Linked DNA regions of Homo sapiens: region 2 is linked to region 1. A link is an interaction called in ENCODE POLR2A ChIA-PET data of the cell type or tissue named here. Cell type or tissue: MCF 10A. All regions are shown on one strand.

Region 1 (8,000 bases):
CCAGGTAGCTGGTTGGTAAGGGTGGAGTGAGAGTAGGTATCACCCCCTAGCCTTGGCTGCCCCCTTCCAAGCCCCAGCCCCCTTTGCTGTTGTTTGAGAGGATGTGGAGGCTAAGTGAAAGCTAGGCCAAGTTGTGACTTTGCTATTATACTTCACAGAGTCAAGGTCCATTCATCCCTCTGGAATGGCACATAATGAAAGCAGATTCTTAGAACTGATGCCTTCTGAGAGCTTCTCCTTCCCCAATTCTGAGACACACACATTTTTATGTGTGATTATAATTCTGCACACAAAGCAGCTCTTAAGACTTTTTTAAAAAAATGCATTTGCCCATTTATTGTAACAGCTGTTCCATTATTCTATAACCTTGTCCCCCCATTTCTGAGAGACCCCGGTCACTGCACCCTCTTCAAGAGGCTGCCGGGTTTGACAGAGTCGCCTTGCGCAGGCCCATGAAAAATTCCTTAACCAACTGCACCTTTCCAGGCCGGCACTAAACAGGGATTTCATTTATTTGAAAAGTAGGTATTAAATATGTCAGATATAGGAAGTTAAATGTAATGGGCCCAATTCCACACTCGGTTCCATATGCGTAAATCCCACTGATGGAGAACAGAGTGCGGCTCAAGCAGCAAAAATGAGGTCCCAAGTCTGTGGGAGGAAATTGCAGCCTTGATGGATCTTAGCTGACATTCTAATGGACATCAAACCAAGACTGTTAAAACTGGAAGGCGCCCTGAAGTTCTGGGGTTTTATCTTTTTATTTCTAAGTTTTAGGAGTTGTCGCATTCCTCTGCTTCTTTCTTTGTTTTGTTTGTTTGTTTGTTTTTTCCTAACTCCCAGTAAACATTTACCATTTCTCTTCAGAGCTTTTGTTTCAGCTCACCTGCACTGAAGCTGTTTCCCAAGAGGATGACCCGGGTGCCTGCCTGGCTAAGTAACAAGCAAACATTTCGGAGCCTAAGTTTGGGAAAGAGCCTGAAGGCCCCTACACCCTGAAGCAACATTCCAAGCCTTGCTGCTCACAATGCGGTCCCGGGACCAGCGGCAGCAGCAGCAGCCCAGGACGCTTGTTAGAAATGCGGCACCTCCGGCCCCACTTCAGACGTTCTGAACCCAAATCTGCATTTTATCACGATCCCAGGTGATTCATGTGCCCGTTAGAGTGAGCGAAGCCCTGGATTAGAGAACAGAAATTAGACGTGACCCTTCCTTTGACAGGAATTTATCACCAGGCTCTATCTCAAGAACTGTGAGAATTCGGTTCAGATGTTTGTGATAACTCTGCAGCAGTAACTGACTAGCGTGGTGGTTCTCTTCCCTGACTGGGCGTTGGAATCAGCGAGGGAAGTTTTAAAAGATGTTGATGTGCAGAATTTACCCAAGAGGTTGTGATTCAATGGGTGTCTGGGAAGGGGCTGGGACATCTGTGTTTACTTAGAGTTCCCCAGGTGATTCTACTGTGCAGCCAGGGCTAAGAGGCCCTGGGGTACAAATATCATCTTGAATGGTTAGACTTCTTTCTGAATGGGAGTGATGTAATTTCCGATTTGCCCACCGAGCACAGCATGCTGGGCCCTGAGGATGTTACAGAAGTGGATACCATTATTGCTCTCCAGGGACAATTCATCGAGGAACAATATGGCATCTGCAAGGTGAAAAAAGAGCGATAACAGGAGATGCCGCAAAGTGTGGCTTCCAGACACAAGAGTGTGCTGGGAGGAGAGCTGAGGAGGTGAGTGCATGGCAGGAAGGGATGAAAACGGACTGAGCATAGAGAGCTGGGAGGGAGAGGGAAAGGCCCTGCGTGACACATCCTTGTGGCATGTGAGAACTAGAAGGTGCTTAGGAATCTTCTAGTTTTGCCACAGGATACCATGCTGCACCATTGACATTTTGAATCAGATCATTCTTTGTTAGGGGCTGCCCTGTGCATTGTAGGATGTTCAACAGCATCCCTGACCTCCACCTACCAGATGCCAGTAGCATCCCCTGTCCCATCTGTGACAAACAAAAATGTCTGCAGACTTTGTCAGCTGTTCCCTGGGGTCAAAAGCACCCCTGGCTGAGAGGCACTGGCATAGAACAATTAAGAACAATGGTGGTAGGCCCTAGATACTGACATGAAAGGTGCATTGAGATGTGTTAAGAATGAAAAGTAAGTTGCACAACAACATGGATGTTAGTCCCAATAAAACGGATGTGTGTGTGTGTGTGTGTGTGTGTGCGCGCAAGGATTGTGCCCAAAAGCGGAAGTGGTGCCTCCTCTCTTGGTGGTTAAAGCATGAATACTGGCACTCACTCACCTGGGCCTTTTTTTTTTTTTTTTTTTTTGACACCGAGTCTTGCTTGCCCTGTTGCCTAGACTGGAGTGCAATGGTGCAATCTTGGCTCACTGCAACCTTCACCGCCCAGGTTCAATCACATCTCCTGCCTCAGCTTCCCGAGTAGCTGGGATTATAGGTGCCCGCCACCATGCCCGGCTAATTTCTGTATATTCAGTAGAGACAGGGTTTCACCATGTTGGCCAGGCTGGTCTCAAACTCCTGACCTCAAGTGATCCACCTGCCTCGACCTCCCAAAGTGCTAGGATTACTGTGCCTGGCCTGTCCTGGGCTTTTTATCCCAGCTCTGCCACCTACTACCTTCCCTGGCCAGTTTCCATAATCTCCATGTGCCTCAGTTTCTCCATCTGTAAAATGAGTCTAGCAGTGTCTATCCCAATAGGTTGTTATGAAGATTAAGTTCAGTCACTCGGTTTTGGCAAAGCATTTCTAGCAAAACCTGGCACATAGTAAGCAGTTTCCCGGTTTGAGCCATAATGAACATTATTAGCTCTGAGGAGGTAAATGGAAGGCAGGGGTAGAGGAGAGATGGAGACTTCCTGGTTTTGTTCTGTAAACTTCTGTTTGTCTGAATCCTGCACAATGTATTTATATGTCAATTGCATAATAACACATGCACACAAAAGAAAGAAATATTCTAGTTTAGCCTACCTCATCTTTTAAAATGAACTCTTTATTTTGGAACAATTTTAGATTCACCAAAAGTCTGCAACGATGTGCAGAGTGTTCCTGTATGCCTGTCACCCAGTTTCAGTTTCCCCTGGTGTTATCATTTTACGTTTCCCCGGTACAATTGTCAAAACTAAGAAACATGGGTCCATTACTATTAACTAAACTCCAGACTCCATTTGGATTTCACACAATTTTTTTTAACTAATATCCTTTTTCTGTTCCAGGATCCCATCCAGAATATCATGTTACATTTAGTCATCATGTCTCCCTGAGCTCTTCTTGGCTGACCATTTCTCAGTCTTTCTTTGTTTTTCACGACCTTGAAGAGTACTGGCCAGGTGTTTTGCAATACACCCCTCAATTTGGGTGTGACATATTCTCTTGATTAGACTAGAGTTATGGGTTTAGGTGACAACCACAGAGGTGAAGCACCCTTCTCTTTGTACCATACCAGGGAGTACATGCTATGAACAGGACTTATCACTGCTGATGTCACTTGATCACCTGGCCAAGGTAGTGTTTGCCAGGTGACTTGTAATTCTCTGCTGTAAAGCAATTCCCTGCATCCCTTACCCTCACCACACTCTATTCTTTGGAAGCGAGTGGCTATGTGCAGTCTCCACTCAAGGAAGAGGGAGCTCCTTGTCCTCGTGGAGGAAGTATCTACACAGGATTTGGAATTCCTCTGCAGAAGATGGGTCTCTTCTCCACAGTTATTTGTTTATTCTGTCATGTATTTATATCAGTACGGACTCGTGGATATTTATATTAGACTTTGGCTTATAATCCAATACTGTGCTATTTATTTTGTTGTCCAAATACTTATCTCCTTTCAGATTTTCACTTTCATCAGTGGGAAGGCCCTGGACTGGGAGGGTGGAAGGCTCATTTGTGGAGCAGGGACTCCAACCCAGAGACAGAGTGTGAGCGGGGGTCTTTTGGTTTCTGTTGGCCTCTGTAGAAGGCTTTGGCCAGTGGGAAGCAGGAAGAACAGAGGCTGTGTGACTCGTGGTAAAGGTGCAGAGAAGAGGAATGTGTATGAGTGGGGTCCAGGCACAAGGCAGGGTGAAACTCAAGTTGTAAGAATCATGGTATATCAGTCAGGAGTTTCCAAAGTAACAGAAGCAACAGTGTGTGCATGTGCATGTGTAAAGGAGCAGGGGAGAGACAGAGAGAGATTATAAGGAATTGCTCATATGATTATGGAGGCTAAGTCCCAAGATCTACAGTGAGCATGCTGGAGACTCAGGAGAGCTGATGGTGTAAGTTCCAGTCCAAAAGCCAGCAGGCTTGACACTGGAGAAGAGTTGATGTTTCAGTTCGAGTTCCAAGGGCCAAAAGAGACTGACTTCCCAGCTCAAAGCTGTCAGGCAGGAGGAGTTCCCTCTCACTTGGCCTTTTTGTTCTATTCAGGCCTTTAGCTGATTGGATGAGGCCCACGGACATTAGGCAAGGCCATCTGCTTTACTCAGTCTACTGATTCAAAACATAATCTCATGCAGAAATGCCCTCACAGACACACTCAGAATAGTATTTGACTAAATGTCTGACACTCCACGGCCCAGGAAAATTGACACATAAAATTCACCATCACACACAGGGTTAGCAACTTCTCCAGCAGCAAGCCCACTCAGAGCCTGGGAGCCACGGAGCTGGGGTTCCTTGGAAGACCACTGCCAGTGTTGTGGAAGGGAGAGCTTCAAGAGTGAGGGATGCAGGAGAAGGATCTAGATGTGCTTCTCATCTGTACAATTCTGGGGAAATCAAGGCCATGATGTGGTTGAGCAGTTGACATTGGAAACGTAGGACTTTCTCAAGGATCATAGAACAAAGACTGTCAGAGTTGCTGGATTTTTGTGTGATTTGTGGGGAGGGAGGAACAGGCATGTTGAAACCACCAGTATTTGGGGTGAGGAATAAAACATGGTGTGAAAAACATGTAATCATAGGCTATGACATTACAAGGGATATATCAGCCCTGCTGTGGTTACTCAGTCACTCTTATACAGGGAGTCTTAAACCAAATGCACCAGTTTTCACTTCGAAGTTGTGTCTTAGCATCTGTCCTGAACACAGTCCACAGGAGTGTGGAAGACACTCACCCTCCCTCCTTGGCTTCACGGTGCCTTTAGCTCTTTGTTCCTTCCCCCACAGTCCAGCCTCTTCATTTTCTTAACCCCCCATGAGGAGTCTTGGGCTCCCTCTGCTCCTTCTGGCCCCCCTGGGGAGGGGTGGAGAAGGAAGGAGTGGGGAAAGGAGGTGTATAGGCCTTGGATTCTGTGAGAAGACCTCTTTTGAGAGGGCCAGGCCTTTCCCTGGCCAAGCTGGCTGTGCCCAGCACAGCTTCTGGGATCATAAGGCTCTGGGCTCTTCTCTGCCTGTCACATGACCCAGGGCCTCCTCCATTCCTCTGGCTTCCTTATGTGTATTTCTCTAGGAAGAGGGGGCACGGGGTGAGGGAAGAACACCTGTCCCTTCCAGTAACACTCATTAAACATCCTAATATTACTTCCTATTGGAAAATAAAAGGGTCCCTCCCTATTAGTTTTATAAATTAAGAGGCAGAAAGGACAGCTCTACAAAATCTTCTTGGCTGGGGGTCATGTGCCTAGAGTCTGTCTATAGGGTTAAATGAGGCCAGGTAGGCCAGGAGCAGTGGCTCATGCCCATAATCCCAGCACTTTGGGAGGCTGAGGCGGGCGGATAGCTTAAGCCCGGGAGTTTGAGCCTGGGCAACATGGTGAAACCCCTTGCCTACCCCAAGAAAACACAAAAATTAGCCAGGTGTGGTGGCATAAGCCTGGAGTCCCAGCTACTCAGGAGGCTAAGGTGGGAGGACTGCTTGAACCTGGGAGGCAGAGGTTGCAGTAGGCCAAGATCATGCCACTGCACTCCAGCCTGGGCAACAGAGTGAGAGCCTGTCTTTGAAAAAAAAAAAAAAAAAAAAAAGCAAAAAATGAGGCCAGGTATATAAATAATTGTAATTCTTCATTGGAGTTGTTCAGATTATCTTCGGGTGGCAGAAGAAGGAGTCGTGGAATTTTTATATTTATCAGAAGGTGAAATGGGTTACAAATCAGTGTGGAAGCTCAGACCCAGCTCAACCTTTGGGTTTGGGCAGGTGCAGGAACAGGGCTGGTATTGAGGGGATCTTGGTCGAGGTCACACCTAAGGTCCTCTCGAGGTGTCCTTCCAGCTAACTTGAAGCTGTGGGCTTCTCCAAGACTTCTCCCCACATGGTCTGGCTGGTCAAGGCAAGAATAACTCATAGTGGAAGAAGAGGTGAGTCAAAGACAAATAGTGTCCAGGAGTGGAGAGAGCAGACAGCCTGACCACAAGAAGGCCCCCCCGGGGCAGCTTCAGACTCCCACGCTCTGCCGGGAGAGCCTTCCTGGAAGCTGAAATCCTCTGGCCAGGAAATTTTTTGAAAAATAACTAAATGAACCACATGTGGACCTGGAACTCAGACTATCAAAGAGGAAGAGGAGGAGGGGTGAGAAAGATGGAGAAGAGGCTGGGATACACATACACTATCCACAGAGCAGCTCCTAGAAACCACAGTGGTGGACATGTCAATGGGAGCACACTCTCAAGCACAGGAGGGAACCCAGCCTGGCTACCTCCAACTAAGGGGGTCTTCCTCTGCCCAGCAGTCCTGTTGGGAGAAGGAGCAGGGAGACCCTTGGGTTTCTATGCCAGGCGAGAGAGGCTGAAGCCACCATGAACAGGCATGAGGAAAATCCTCGTGAGCTGACTGTTTCCAACAGCAGGCTATGCCAGGGGCTACAGGGGACATGGCAGACACAGTCCCTACCCTCAAGGAGCAACTGTCTTTTTTTTTTTTTTTTTTTTTTTTTTGAGACGGAGTCTCGCTCTGTCGCCCAGGCTGGAGTGCAGTGGCGGGATCTCGGCTCACTGCAAGCTCCGCCTCCCGGGTTCACGCCATTCTCCCGCCTCAGCCTCCCAAGTAGCTGGGACTACAGGCGCCCGCCACTACGCCCGGCTAATTTTTTGTATTTTTAGTAGAGACGGGGTTTCACCGTTTTAGCTGGGATGGTCTCGATCTCCTGACCTCGTGATCCGCCCGCCTCGGCCTCCCAAAGTGCTGGGATTACAGGCGTGAGCCACCGCGCCCGGCCGCAACTGTCTTTTTGAGGAGACAAGCCTGGTTTTGGAAGTAGCACAGTCTGGGGACCCAAAGCATGGACTGAAGCTCAGCTCAGCCATTTATGGGTTGTGTTAAGCACCTGCAAAGGTGTTATCATCATTATCCTCACATTGCAGATGAAGAAAAAGACCAGGAGAGATCCAAGAAACATTTCCAAAGAATAACTGGGGGTCGTGAAGAGTTGTCAGGACACAAGGAATGGAAAGAGGACAAAGAGGACCGTATGAGTAATTTTCTAAATGGACTGCAGAGGGCCCGCTCACCGTTGACACAAATCTGGTTGTGAAGGGAAAGACTCCTCTGCAAAAGAAGCAGCCCTCAGTCTCTTGGGACACTCTGAATGTCCTATCCAGCATCTTGGCGTTTGCACTCACCTTTACTTTTCAGACCAAGACCACCCAGAGGACACCCCCTGTTGGCGCCTGGGTGGGATGCTTGAGTGTCTGGGAAACCTGCCTGCTATCCCTATACCATCATTCCTTGGGAAGTTGCCCCAAGGCTGAATCTGCTGCGGAACCTGCAGCTTCAGCAGGGCTGTGTCCCCTTCCTCTGCTCCTGTCTCAGGAAGGAGGACCCAGATCTGTTCAGGATCTGAAGATTGTGCCCATCTTCTCATCCATCCTCTCTTCATCCCAGGAAGCCCAGCTTTGAAGACCCAAGATGACCCCAGGATACCACAGCCTCCAGGCTCATGCTAGAAAAGAAAATAACCCTCCATGTCTGTCAATCAGGAACATGCAGGAAGCCCTGGAGGCCCCAGGAAGTGCCAGGAGCAGCAGGTCTTGACAGAAATATCTGCACAAATAGCTCCCAGT
Region 2 (8,000 bases), 830 kb before region 1:
TTCACTGGAAGAGAGGGGTAACTGGGGAGACATGAGCTAATTTTGCTGTCACCAAGTATGTGATTGAATAAAGTCTGGTCCAATACTCTAGGGCTCAAGCCACAGGATGTAACAGTTTCAGAATGTTGTGACAATGATCCCTGGAGTAAAAAGGAAGAGAGGAGAGGACTTGCATCAGAATTACTATTTCTCAGAGAAAATTGGTTATATGTCCACAGAGCTGCTATTCCACAGCAGTTTTGGAAAAAAATAATGAGATCCTTCACTTCTAATCTATCCTAAAAGTGCTACATGAAGGAGTGTGTTTGTAGGGAAGCGTTAGGGAACAGGTTGACTAATTTTAAAGTCACGATTGCATTCCACATGTAATTGTTGCATTTCTACTTCTAAGGATGAGCCTTACTGTATCTTAGGGAGTTCAGTCGATGGTTTCCAGCAAAAGCAATAGCACAAGGAAGATTACCCAGACTCAAGTACATTCTTAGGAAAGCCACGCAAAGTTCTCATCCACATACTTTATTATAACTATTGAGGCTCTAAATTTAAAAACTTTGATTTTCTGCATTCCTACATACATGTAAAAATGAAGATACTACGGAGAAAAGTGAAAGTCTGCTCCTCTGTTTACGTTCAGATGACTACATTTCACTGGTGGTTTGTGAATGTCTAGGAATCAAAGACCTATACTCTTGTAATGTTTAATTAAGCCCTTTGCCCCTCCCTTCCTCCTCAAACCATCCCAACCAGCTTCTCTTCTGATTTCCTTATTTTCATCATCATCATTTTCTAGTCTCTCAGACTCAAAATCCAGCTTAGGCATATCTTTGTCACCTCCTTTCCTAGACCCCCATCATCCACTCCAGCCCATTTCTACAGTTTCTTCAGGAATGGGCCTCCACTAGAACCCTCCTAACCTCTGGCCTGTGGCTAATACAACAGAGTAGCAGCCTGGCATATTTGGAAGGGCACCAAAATGGAACCCTGTTGGTCTTAGCTTCCTCGTCTACCAAAAAATGAAGAGTTAGTTTCCATAATTTCTGAAATTCTTTCTGCCCCCAAATCCTAACATTCATGTCACTTACCTGCTCAAAACCTTTCAATTGTCTTCCATTGTCTATTGAATTAAATAGAGCCCCCTGAGCCCAGCAAATAAGGACCTGGAAAATATGGTCGCAATATGCGTTGTCACTCTCATTTCCAATGGCTACAACTGTACTGCTCCCAGCTTGTGCTCTACTCACACTGGTCTATCGACAGTCCAAATACACCCTGTGCCTTTGCTCAAGCTGTCCCCTCCACTTGGAACACCCTCTCCGCATCAACTCCGTTTGGCAAAATCCCTTCCAAGCTCAACTTGGTCATCACATTGTTCTGGTGTTTCCTGTCTCGAGAGCCTTGATGATCCCTCTGATTTATATCCCAGCAAGCTGACAGCAGCGACAACTATGTTTTGTCTACTACATGTGGTTATGCTTATGTGCAGTAGGCATCCAGTAAGCATTCACTTACTATGAATTGACATAAAATATTTATACAAAATTTCAAACCCTAATATTTTAGATTTTCCTAGACTTGACTGAGAGCCCCTTAAGGATGGGTGTCACATTTTATGTCTAGCACAAACTTGGAGCCTAGGTACAGAGAAGTCACACAACAAATGATTGCTGAATTAAAAAATAAGAACATGGATAAATTTAAAATTATCTGTACTTTTGTCCAGTAAAGACAAAGAAGACAGAAAAAAAAAAAGCTGGTTATTGGGAAACATTTCCCACAGTAAAATTGATGAGTCTATAATCTTTGCTGGGAAAGGCTGCTGCGTCATCTTTTTCCCTAAGAGTGCACTGTCTGATTCAGGTCAGAAACTATTTCTGGACTAGAATAATGAAATGGGCTAAGAAACTGTCTTCATGTTTAAGGCCTCTAGCCCTTTGAGCCGCTGGAAATTAATAGCCATGCAATATGATACAGGATAGCTCGTGAGTAGAGACAGCCCTAGAACAATGTTAGTGTGTGGCTTCAGACACAGGACCACAGATCATAAACAAATCTGCTTCCAGAAGATTCTTCTCTGATGGCATTTCAAAAATGAGCTAACAGAGCTTCTCTCTAAGGGCCCTTCTTAATACATAAACCAATTTCTAAAGGAAAAAAATCATAATCACTACCACATATCTTCAAGAGTCCCCTTTCAGCTCTTAAACAGAGTCAGGCACGTAAGATTCGGCGTTTATCAAGAGAGAAGAGAGGAAGAACAATTTCACCCAAGACAGGTCTAAAGCCTTTCCAGTCTCTTGGGTGAAACATAATTATGGGAAGAAAAATATAATCTACTCAAGAGACATAATTACATGGTTAAACCATAGACTCCATAGAAATATTCTAGGGACTCCATTTCATAGAAAAAATGTTAAAAGCTGAGTTTGATTTCTTTTAATACTAAAAGGCACCCATTTAGACCAGTGACATAAAGTTCACTATCTCAATCTCATATGTAGTCATATTTAAATACAATTAGATGTGTGTGAGAGAGAAGTGAAGGCCTGCTCCTTTCAAAATTTAGGCTTCTAAGGATTGAAGAATTCGAGATCTTTGAATAAATTCATAAATAAATAAAAGAATTGTACAATGTTAATTTGAATGTCTATAAATGCAAGTTCCTTTATAACTTTTAGGTTTTAGGCTGTGGCGAATCACAACAATCAAAGCATACAGTGTCTGGGAGAAAGGACAGTTATCAGGCTACGCCAATATCAGTCAAACTTCAGGAAATAAATTATAATAAACACGTGCTTACAGTATAATCCCTTTTCTTCAGATAATGGACTAAAAAAACTTGAGACGTCTGAAGAAAAAGAAACTTCATAGGAGGTAGGAAGCAAAAAAGGATTAAAAAATTTTTTAAAAAGATTGGATGAAAGCATCATGGAAATATACAAGATGAGAAGTAATACTTTTTGCAGGCAGGAAAAAAAGAGCTAACCGGGAATCCGGCTAACTTCGCCGTAGCTCCTCTCCCATGTCCTAATACACCTCTAACCTACTATGCTTCTTTATTACAACTCTACTGGTATTTTCTCATTTCAGACCTACTACTCAAATTTGTCTGCCTGTTGTTTCCAAGGGATGCTTCCATCCCTCCTTACTCCAATTCAAAGTAAAATTATATGAATTAGGATTTTTCAGAGTTGTAAGAGAATATAGATTTCATCAGACTGGGTTCTTCATTTTAGAGAAATAATTAATGCCCAGAAAAATACTGAGACTAGCTTTAAAGTCATGGAACTAGGCAGTGACACTGGGAGGCAGTCCCCTAAACTGCCTGAGCCTCCTTTTTCCTATACCAGGCTGCCACTGAGGGAAAGAAGAAAACGTGGAGCAAAGAGACCAGAAGGAGACATTAAGAAAAAGTGCAGAAGCTTACTTCAAAGATGTTATTACATTATGCCCAGTCTCTCTGACTCCGTTTTATCACTTGTTCTCCTACTAATTACAACTGAACATTCACACCATCCTGGACCATGTGAATCTTTATCTCTCCCTTGACTTTATGGGAAATGAACAAAAAAACTCTTTCTCTATGTCTACACTTTACTTCCAAAACTTAGTAAAACTTGAGTGTTTTAGTTCCAAAAACATTTTCTTTGCCTTCTTTTTCTGTAACATGTTCACACATACCACAGTTCTTTGTGTTTCGAGCACTTATAGAGACCCCACTGAGAGATGCAAAGATTTTTTTAGCGGTAACATTTTTAGCAATGGAAATAGCAGTTTTCGTAGTTGAACAAAAAGCATCACTGTTTATTTGCCAATCCAGCTAAACATGGATGGCATTATTCTTCAAAGAGTGCAGTGACAACTAGCCTACAAACAGACTGTCACGCAATTCCTGGATCCTGGCTCAATTTCCTTAGCATGCGATCCTTTCTATTTCTCTTTCATTATTAAGGTTTTGTGCATATTTTATGTGAGACAGAGAGTGAGACAGAGACAGAGACAGAGAAACAGAGAGACAGAGTGTTTTAAGCAAAAAGAAACACTACACAGATGTAATTAAAAAGGCAAAGGGCTCCTCTCTTGACATTCACTGCTGCAGCAGCAGAACATCATTCTCAATTTTCTCATTTCTGTAACAGGAAGAAAATGTTAAAAAGTAATAACCAAAGAAAAAGTCAGCCAACTCCCACAGCCTGGTCTTGCTGTGCTGAATGGCAGAGAAGATCACAGAGGAAGAAAAAAGAAAAAGACAGAAAAAAGGAGGCGGAGAATTTCTTGCTTAAACTGGACCTAGTCCAGCTGGCAAGAAGAGGTGGTTTTCTTAACGCCTGCAAAACCTGATTACTTTTTTTAAAGGAATGAAGAAGAAGGAGATGTAAACACAGCCATTAAAACAGATTTAAGGTACTTAGTTTTAATCTAGTCTAAGACCTTTTCAATTGTATGCTGCTCTGCAATTCTCTGCTTGCTAGACATTAATACAGTGCATAGGCACATGTCAGTGTCTTCTAACCAGTGAACGCTTTCAGCTGAGCTCTGTGGTTACCCTCTCAGGTCAGGCATGGAAGGAACAGCAGCTTAAGCAATAATGGATGCATGTCTGTTACGTGCTATGTCTGTCAGAAGTCTGTTTTACGACATTAAAGGACTATTGTGTTTATATCTACACAACAGGTCTTAAACAGATTGTTTAAACATGATTAAACAAGAGACGTCTTTGAAATAACCCCCCTAATAAAATTCAGATGGGTAAAGAACTGAAAAATGCAGTCAACAATATTTTGAAAAATCATTTCTCTCTAAGCTGCAAGAGTAACATGATATAAACTCCAAAATAAAACTGTTTTTACAAGTTAAACTCAAAGGATTACCTCATATATCAGCACCGCTTTCCAATGGAATAGCGTTTATCCACCTATCCATCCACTCTTTCTTAATGCTGTTGCACAAGTTGCTAGTCTTGATAGACAGATAATTGCTTTATTCAGCCAGGTGTAATGAAGGGGAGTCTATTGTGTTAATCCCAGTATTCTTATCTTCTGTGAACTCTGAATAAGGAACTGAAAACTCTACCTCTTCATTTCAGAACTACTGGAGTTTACTCACATTCAAATCTGTTAAAGTGTTCTTACATGCCACTCTGTCACTAAAGGTGCCAAGTATTTTGAGTAGGATCAAGTTATCGTTATATAAAAAGGAATCAAATGTAGTGTTAAATGGAGTTAGAAGATAGCAAGTTTTACTCTTCTTTTCAAGGCACAACAGATTTTTTTAAAGTGTATTATTCTCAAGCCAAAGGAAGCAGGTTGGTGTGGGTTAATATTAAAAAACATCCTTCGAGCGATTACATTTAAAACCTTTTTTTGTTTTTCAAAAGCAAGTGTAGTGTTAAGTTTTGTGGATATCTGCCTGCTGGCTTCATGCTGAATTATTTAATCAATAATGACAGTTTGGCAAAATGTTTTTCTTTGGTCCATATGAAATATATTCCCTTTTCCACATATACGTACATATATGTGGTTATAAATTTATATTATCTCTATTATATGCATACCTATGTGTACAGAGAGGAATAATCCAGCCAGAGGAACAGCGTTACTACTAACATTAGTTCCATGTCTCTATCCAGGTAATTAGGGATACCGTCCTCTCAAGGCCCCACATGCTTTATACTCTGCCCCATGACATCACAAACACTTCTGATCACAAGCATACCTTTCTTTGCAATAGAAACGTACCTTTCTTTGCAATAGGAAGTTCTCATCCTTCAGCCTAATTAGATGCCTTCATTTTAGTTCAAAATGATACATACCGAAGAACCTATGAAGCTCACTGGAAAAGAAGTAATGCAATCTGGAAGAATGGGATAATCCCTGAAAGAATATTATCATTTAATTCTTTCTCTTCTGGGTCCTATCTCTTTCATGGACCTTTCATTGAGAATGTTCTCAGGAATGGCATTCTTTCTGCTCAGAGGATGGGCTCTTCTCAAGATTTAACTTGCCTAATGTCTCAACAAATCCTACTAACAACCCTTGCAATTCAACACAGAAAGTCTGTCCTATTGCGTGCACCTTAATCTCAGCTACTCTGGAGGCTGAGGCAGGAGAACAGCTTGAACCCAGGAGGTGGAGGTTGCAGTGAGCCGAGATGGTGCCACTGCACTCCAGCCTGGGCGACAGAGAGACTCCATCTTAAAATAAAAAGAAAAGAAAAGAAAAGAAAAAAAAAGTCTGTCCTATGGAATTGATGACTGCCCAAAATGCAGTATGAAAGAGAACATGTGACTGAAAGGAGACATGGGTTCTGCTACTAATAGCAAGTGTGAACTTCTCAGGTACAGAATTTTCTCATCTGTAAAATAACAGGTGACCTAATTTGCAATCCTAAGAATCAATAAAGCTATGGATTCCTCACCTGTCACTATGAGTTCCACAAATACACACACACACACACACACACACATTTACACACAATTAGTGAACTTAATGGAATAGTTAAAAGACCAAGGCAGTGTCTGATTAAAAAGGAGAATCTCATTTCTAATTCTGGGCCTGACTATACAAGGAGCAGGAAAACTTGGGAGTCTATTCCTAGCTCTGCTACTAAGTTAGTTGTGAGGCTGTAGGCAAATATCTATCATCTCTATGATTCAATTTCCTCCTATGACTCAACTTCCTCATCTGTCAGAAAAAAACAAAGTATCTACAACACAGGGATGTCGTCAGGACAAAATGTAATAAGAGGTGAAAATGTCCTACACAGGTAAAACCACTATGCAAATGTAATCTTCACTTATCAATTAAAATATCCTAAGCATTATTATGTTTCATGAACTATGCTAAACTAGGGTGCTCACGGTATACTGGAGGCATCATAAAAACAAATAATTACAGCAGTGTGATAAATAATATAATTAAAGTATGAAAAGGAAACCAAAGAGGAGCCAAAGATTAAATACTTGACTTTCAAGAGCAGTCAGGAAGGGCTCCCAGAGGAGACAGCGTTTGAGTAGACTTAAAGAATGAGTAGAATTTAGTCAAGCAAATGCAGAAGAAGATAACATTCCAACCAGAAGGAACAGCAGGTGCAAAGACACCGAGATGAGAAAGTATAGAGTGAAGCAATTTGGCATCGCTGGAGCTCAGCCACAGGTGTGTGGGTGGAAGGCAGTTGGGCAGAGCAGATGCTGAAGGGCCTTGTCAGTGTGCCACCAAGTCTGAACTTCATCCTGCAAATAACAGGGAGACACTGAAGTATTTTAAGCAAGGGTGTGCCATGCATTGGTTTACAGTTTAGGAAGATTGCTTTACTTACAGGGGAAGATAGATTTAGAAGGGAGTGCAGTTAGAGACATAAAACCAGTTAGGAAATTGTTTTTACGTTATAAGTCAGAAGATAAACACTGAGAGAGTATACTAAGCTAAATCAGCACTAAAAGATTTGAGGGAGTGAATGTGAGACATAGAATAGAGGTACAGACAACAGTACAGTGGAATAATTAGATGTCAGAAGTAAGGCAGAGAAGGTGAGTCTCAGGTTTCTGGTTTGGTCACCTGGGTGAACTGTAGGGCACTCAAAACTGGTAAAACTGGAGGAGGTTCATGTTTGGGCAGAGAAGTTTGGTTGAAGTAGAGGTGGGGAATCCCTAACGCTGTGTTGGCCATGAGTTTGAAGTACCCATGGGACATATTCAGGTGCAGACACCCAGGAAGCAACCTAGAAATACCAGTCTGAAGTTCAGAAGAGACTGAAGATGCATTTTCAGTGGTCATGGGAACACGAAGTTAATAGTGTCAATGAGGACACTCAGGGAATGGGTACAGAACGAGTGGAGAAAAGTGTCTAAAAGGGAACCCTGAGAAGCAAACACTCCTAGGGTGGCTAGGCAAGGAAGAGGAACACAAAAAGTGATCTAGGAAAGAGAAAGATGAGGAGCCAGTGGCGGAGACAACCCATGCAGTGGCCACTGAAACGGTTCTGAATCTGCTCTTCTGCTGCTT

What was found. ChIA-PET counts read pairs that join two places held together with the same protein. Peaks named below come from ENCODE experiments on the same cell type or tissue, not always from the same donor. Only the 100,000 strongest peaks of a DNase experiment are listed, where the experiment ranks them.
Region 2: POLR2A ChIA-PET joins it to region 1 with 5 read pairs; 2 of 35 experiments call an interaction of 5 or more read pairs at or near these places.

What each region holds. Positions count from the first base shown.
Region 1 is chr6:44,644,918-44,652,917 of GRCh38, reverse strand. No RefSeq gene overlaps it. Among named protein-coding and RNA genes, the nearest start is that of MIR4642, 210 kb to the right of the region's middle. RefSeq lists enhancers at 511-1,010, 1,011-1,512. In MCF 10A, no CTCF peak of the experiment used is centred here; a DNase peak (open chromatin) is centred at 3,317.
Region 2 is chr6:45,477,101-45,485,100 of GRCh38, reverse strand. The region is part of intron 5 of RUNX2 (RUNX family transcription factor 2); the gene reads right to left. Among named protein-coding and RNA genes, the nearest start is that of RUNX2-AS1, 96 kb to the left of the region's middle. In MCF 10A, no CTCF peak of the experiment used is centred here; DNase peaks (open chromatin) are centred at 1,870, 4,300, 4,550 and 6,660.